Regions from separate parts of the Homo sapiens genome. Here region 2 is linked to region 1. The links are chromatin contacts, found by Hi-C or POLR2A ChIA-PET in ENCODE. All regions are on one chromosome and are shown on one strand. Each heading gives the region's core, a stretch centred on a gene start or an enhancer-like site at or near the end of the contact. The rest is flanking DNA. Distances are from core to core; before and after follow the strand shown. Region 1 holds the start of GLRX3 (glutaredoxin 3). Region 2 holds the start of STK32C (serine/threonine kinase 32C).

The links. A loop is a pair of places that touch in the nucleus more often than their neighbours do. ChIA-PET counts read pairs that join two places held with the same protein, here RNA polymerase II (POLR2A). Pooled maps may share reads with other maps.
Region 2: a loop to region 1 is called in a pooled map, with 7 times the contacts of the local background. The contact joins the promoter of STK32C here to the promoter of GLRX3 in region 1. A Hi-C loop is called at or near these places in 2 of 50 pooled maps. POLR2A ChIA-PET finds 5 or more read pairs at or near these places in 2 of 52 experiments (T-cell and activated T-cell).

The regions. Positions count from the first base shown.
Region 1 is chr10:130,135,069-130,137,825 of GRCh38, forward strand. It overlaps GLRX3 (glutaredoxin 3), which reads left to right and starts at 1,323. Exons shown (of 11, transcript NM_006541.5): 1 at 1,323-1,444. The coding sequence starts at 1,353. LOC105378561 (a long non-coding RNA gene) reads right to left here and starts at 1,303. Exons shown (of 6, transcript XR_001747659.2): 1 at 1-1,303. RefSeq lists a silencer at 1,305-1,904 and enhancers at 2,105-2,154, 2,433-2,757.
Region 2 is chr10:132,306,551-132,309,307 of GRCh38, forward strand. It overlaps STK32C (serine/threonine kinase 32C), which reads right to left and starts at 1,400. Exons shown (of 12, transcript NM_173575.4): 1 at 1,022-1,400. The coding sequence starts at 1,283. RefSeq lists a silencer at 1,224-1,873 and enhancers at 2,126-2,670, 2,671-2,757.

The DNA of each region.
Region 1 (2,757 bases), core at 73-2,572:
GCTTGCTATTGAGGTTTCCCTGGAGGTTGATGTCACTGGGGGCATGGAGATTACTCAGGCCAGAAGGTGTGTGGGAAGCATGGGGTGTGGGGTACAGAGTACACCACATGGAGAGCCAACATCAGGGGGATTCCCAAGGGAGAAAGACAAGCCAGGGATCATCCAAGGAGGCAAGACGGGAGGAGTGCAGGGATCTGTGGACCCACCCAGCCCCTTCTGTTCTGAGGTTACAATGGGTGATGGCTCTGTGGGGCTGCAATGAGTGGCGGCACGCGCGGAGGGCCAGGGGAGGAGGGACATGCTGTGGGCTCCGGGTTCAGGTCCCAGGACTGAATTGGAAGCACCCTGTCTGTGTTGAAGTTCAAGATCTACCACTTCTGTTCCCAGACCTCCCAGTTCTTCCTCACCTTTATGCAATTTCATTTTTGATAATTTCAGCTTCCTAAATGTACACATCTGACTTCACTTTCACTCACATGTCTCACCCCCACCCCTCCACCGGCCCCTTCTATTACAGACCCAGGAGACACAGGAAGTGCAAGGAAGGTCTGGAGCCCCAAAAGCCAGGAGCCTCAGGAGTCAGGTGTCCTGACAGCCAGGAACCCTGACACCCAGGAGCCCTGGCACCCAGGAACCCCAACAGCCAGAAGCCTCTACCACCAGGAGCCCTGACAGCAAGGAACCCCGACACCCAGGAGCCCCTACTACAGCCAGGAAGCCAGGAACCCTAACACCAGGAGCCCTGACACCCAGTCACCCCGACAGCCAGGAAGCCAACAGCAAGAAGCCTCTACCACCAGGAGCCCTGACAGCAAGGAACCCCGACACCCAGGAGCCCCTGCTATAGCCAGGAACCCTAACACCCAGGAGCCCCTACAGTCAGGAACCCCGACACCCAGGGGTCCCGACAGCCAGGAACCCCGACACCCAGGGGTCCCGACAGCCAGGGGCCATTACGGCCAGGAGCCCCGACAGCCAGGGACCTCGACGGCCAGAATCCACTACATCCAGAAGCCCTTATAACCGGGAACCTCCATAGCCAGGAGCCCCTACAGCCAGGAGCCCCTTCAGCCAGGGAGCCCCGAAAGCCAGGAGCCCCGACAGCCAGGAACCATAACAGCCATGAACCCCGGGAGCCAGGAGGCCCGCAGCGGAGTGCCCAGACTTGGCAGGGTCAGAGCCCCCCAGCGGGATCCAGAGCCCGCCGCCGAGGCCCCTTTTGGGATTTCTCAGGCTCGGCAGCCTCAGCGCAGGCAGGGGCGGGGCTTTCCCTCGCGCAGCCGCTCAGCTCCCCGTGGCCCCGCCCACATCCGGCCGCCGGCACTGGATTGCTTCTGTCTGGCGGCGGCAGCATGGCGGCGGGGGCGGCTGAGGCAGCTGTAGCGGCCGTGGAGGAGGTCGGCTCAGCCGGGCAGTTTGAGGAGCTGCTGCGCCTCAAAGCCAAGTAAGCGGGGCGGCGAGCGGTAGGAGTGAGGAGCCGGAGCGGGAGCGGCCGCGAGACCGGGCCGGTGTGGGGCGGCGGGTGGCCCAGCCTGGCTTCTTGGTGCCCGGCTCCCTTCGGCCTCGGGGGACCGGGCCCGGCGCCACCCGTAGACTCCCCCGAGCCTCCGCGTGAGTGGCCCGAGCCGCAGGTTCCCCGCCCCGGAACAGCGAGCAGGGCGCGAGGCTCGCCTGGAAGCCCCGGCCCCAGCCCTGGCTCCGACCCCGACGGCTGTCCAAGCCCGGGGGACGCGACCTTCCCGGCCTCTGGCCTGGGCGGCCCCGCCGCGGGACGGAGGCGGTGGTGACTCAGCCGTGCCGCAGTGGCGGGGCGGGGGACGGGGCGGCGCCGAGACCCCGGCCCTCCGCGCCACGGAGCGGGACCCACGGCTGCGGGCTCCACCTTTCCTGTGCCCGCCGGGAGGGAGCGGCAGGCTCGGCGTCGGCCCATTGCTCTTCAGCCTCCCTTCAGGAACGCCCCTGTCGCAGGAAGAGCGGCGAGGGAAGGCCCCGTTGCATTAGCTAGGCCTGGCTGCCTTTTGAAGTCAGCCTTTAAAGTTTGTTGGACAGCAGGTAGCCTCAGTCTTCAGACTTAACCTGTTGCCGGAGACAGAGATTTCCTGTTCCATGAACTGGTGTAGTGAGAGTCTGTTCAGATTTGGCGCCGGTGTCCAGGTCTTCAATCCCTGGGAAGACTACAAAAGGAGATCCAGAGGAATGCATAGAAAGCGTTTTCTGGGTGGACTAGAAGCTCTGAACTGCAAGCATGCTTACGAGTAAATGCTTACTAGCGTGCGTGCCTGCAGGGAAAGGTCTGCACGTGGACTCTCCGTGATAATACCACCTCACATTGTAGACTACTCCAAGGACTGAGTTGTTCTCTTAGTTGTATTATTAGCGGTTGTTATGGGAACTCTTATGTCGGATTGCCTGGGATCCAGTCCCACCGCAGCCACTCAGTAGCCATGTAACCCCTGGGCACGTTTCATGCCCAAGCCTCAGTTTCCCGACGGTGACATAGATTAGCACCTGTTAGTACCTCAGGGTTGTTGTGAGGGTTAAATGAGATGACGTATGTAAAATACAAATAATACAATGCCTAGTATGCAGGAAGCACTCAGTAGATGTTGGCACTTAGTATTTCAGTAGGAAGTAGAATGGTTCATGGAATTCACAGGCAAAAAGCTTTGTTTTGTTTTGTTTTTGAGACAGGGTCTGGCTCTGTCACCCAGGCTGCAGTGTAGTGGAGCGATCACGGCTCCCTGCAGCCTCCGCCTC
Region 2 (2,757 bases), core at 150-2,649, 2.2 Mb after region 1:
TGAGGTCGTATTACTGTAATTTCCCATAATGCTTAAATTATTTATCGCAAGTAAATAGCCTGGCTCCTGAGCGCTGGGCTCTAAAATTTTGAAGGATCCATCATACCTCTGCACGCTATCTATAAATGAAAAATGCACATTTCAAGTATTTTAAGAAAATGTCAAAAAACATGAAATGTGTCATCAATGTACGATTTTAAATGATTTGCATGTTACCTGTAGAAAAGAGCTGTATGTCTGCATGTGACTGTATTACAGTGCCCACAGGCAGACGCGGCACCACATCTCCCTGCAGGTGATAATTCGGGGGTCCCCGGGGCCCCCTGGCACCCCGGGAGGTGTCCCTGCAGGCCTGTCCCATGTCACCTCACCTGCCTTCTCTGCTTTCTATGGCGCCCACGGCTGCACGGTCACTCAGGAGACACCAGTCCCCGGGGTTGGCGGCTTTATCTACAGGACTCAGCAGCGCACTCGTTCCTGGCAGGGCAGGTCTTTGCACAACGGCCTGGCCCTGCCTCCAGCGCACATGGGTGAGCAGAGGATGGACACCGCGCGGTCACCAAGGAGACTGAGCCTCTGAGCGGCCGGGCCCCGCCACCTGTGGGGCAGGAGCCTCACTCGCACTCGGGCGGCACAGGTGAGCGCCTCTCTAACTGCAAAGTACAAACGAGCCCGCACGTGGGCCCGAGCGGATCACGGAAAGCGGAAAGCAGGGCTGCCACGGGCGGTGGGCGGAGGCGCGCGCAAGCCCGGAGACGCCACAGCCGCGGGGGACCCTCGCCCCGAGGGCCCGGGCCCAGCCTGCTCCTCCTGCGGCGCCGCCACTAGAAACGGAGGACGCGGGCGGGCGCCCAGAACTCGCGTGGGGCCGCAGCCACCCGGCGCGAGCTTCTCCGGAAGCCGGGGCGCCCCGGGAAGCCGTCCCGGACACCGGGGGAACCCCTGCGGGAAAAAGCCGCCCAGCCGCGCCCGCCCCTGCAATAGCGCGCGGCCCCCACGTCGTCCCCGTGCCCGCACTCACCGTCCTCCTTGTCGTCAAACACCGGCCTCCGCGCGGTGGCCGCCGACATGGACGAGCCCATCCTCTTCTTCCACTTGCTCCACTGAAACAGGGGGCGCGGCTGCGAGCGGACATCGCCCGAGTCCCGGGCCCGGGGCTGGCCAGCAGCGGGCGGCGGCAGGGCCGAGGGCGCGTCGGAGCCGGCGGGGCGCGCGCGGCCGGGGGGCGGCGAGCCCGGGGACGCCGCGGCGCTGCTGCCCCTGCGCTCGGCGCCACTCCTCATCGCCGGGTCTGGGTGCGCGCGGCAGCCGGAACTCGGGGCATGGCCGGCCGGCAGGGCCGGGAGCGGCAGTGGTAGCGGGAGCGCTCGGGGCCGGCAGCGCCCGCCGTGCGCTCTTCTGGGCGGTGGAACCCGCCCCGTAGATTGCGAGCGCTGGGGGCGGGGCAGGGGCGGGGCTTCTGGAAGGGGCGGGGGCGGGGCGGAGCTCCTGGAAGGGGTCGAGGCGGAGCTGAGCGCCGGGGCGTGGCAGGTGCGGAGCTTCGGGAAGGGTAGGGGCGGGGCCGAGCCGGGGGCGGGGCAGGGGCGGGGCTAGTGCCTGGAGTGTCGCTAGGGAGTGGGTGGCCGCCACCAGTCTAGGGATGGGGGCTGTGGTTCGCCGGGACACGGGGACCACGGCTCAGACTAGACGGCGGGTACGAGAGCGAGGGAGGCAGGGAGCGTCCCCACGGGTATCCTGGGGCCCCGGAGGTCGGCGTCCCTGGCACGGGGACTGCTGTGCCCGGCACGGCGGCGGGACCTTCTCGCGGTCTCCGGGGGCCTCCCTCCCCTGCCTTCTTCGTGAAAACAGCCGGCGCGCGGGCTTCCGCCGCCCAGTGCGGGGAGCCCTAAACTCCAGCCTTCTGCTTTGCGCAGGGTGAGGCCGGGCTGCAGGCCCGGGATGCGGGCGGCGGGAATCTGCCGGGCAGAGCCCGGCTCACGGTCAGGAGGCGGCAGGCTGAGTCCAAGCGCTGCGCCAGAGGGTGGGGTGGGGCAGGGCGGGCCTGGCTGCGCGCGCGCACACGCGGGCGCCTGGGGTGGGCGCTAAGCCCTGAGCACGTGCGCCCGCGCTCTCGGGCACCCCCGTGCCATCCTCGCGACCCCCGTCCGGCCTGAGACCGCGTGCCCGAGTCGCCCAGGGTCCCCTTGTCCAGATGCGACAGGGGCCTCGGCACTCGGCGTATTTCGGAGGCCTGGGGCGCGGCTTGACCTCCGGGCACCTCTGCCCCTGCGCAGGGCCAGGCGCGACCTTGCGCGGAAAGTGCTGGGCGCCTTGGAGTGCCCTGGAGAAGGCGCGGCTCTGCATGGAGCCTCGCCGCCTGCCCCTGGCGCTTGTCACTGAAGAATCAGTTTTTGCTACCGGGCTGTTTGACTTTAGGAAGCCTTTACCTCCTTAAGTTCTGCCCTGTAACCAGGACACAAAGACGGGGTCTCTTCCTCCTCGGTGAAATCCTAGATGGGATTTCCTGCTGCCCGCCCGGACGATGAGCGGATCCCCAACATGGCTCCAAGGCCAGTGTCTCCCGCTCCCGTCCCTCCCACCGCACACAACTGTCTACCCTGTCATTCAGCCACTGTGAGCCCTGCCTCCCCACGGCCTTTGACATTCAGTGTGGCCGCCCGCCCTAACCGCCTGATGCATGAAATGTGAGCACGGGAAGTCTGTGTGGCTTCTGGGCCAACAGGAGCCCCCATCCCTTGGGGACTATAAGGAATGGAA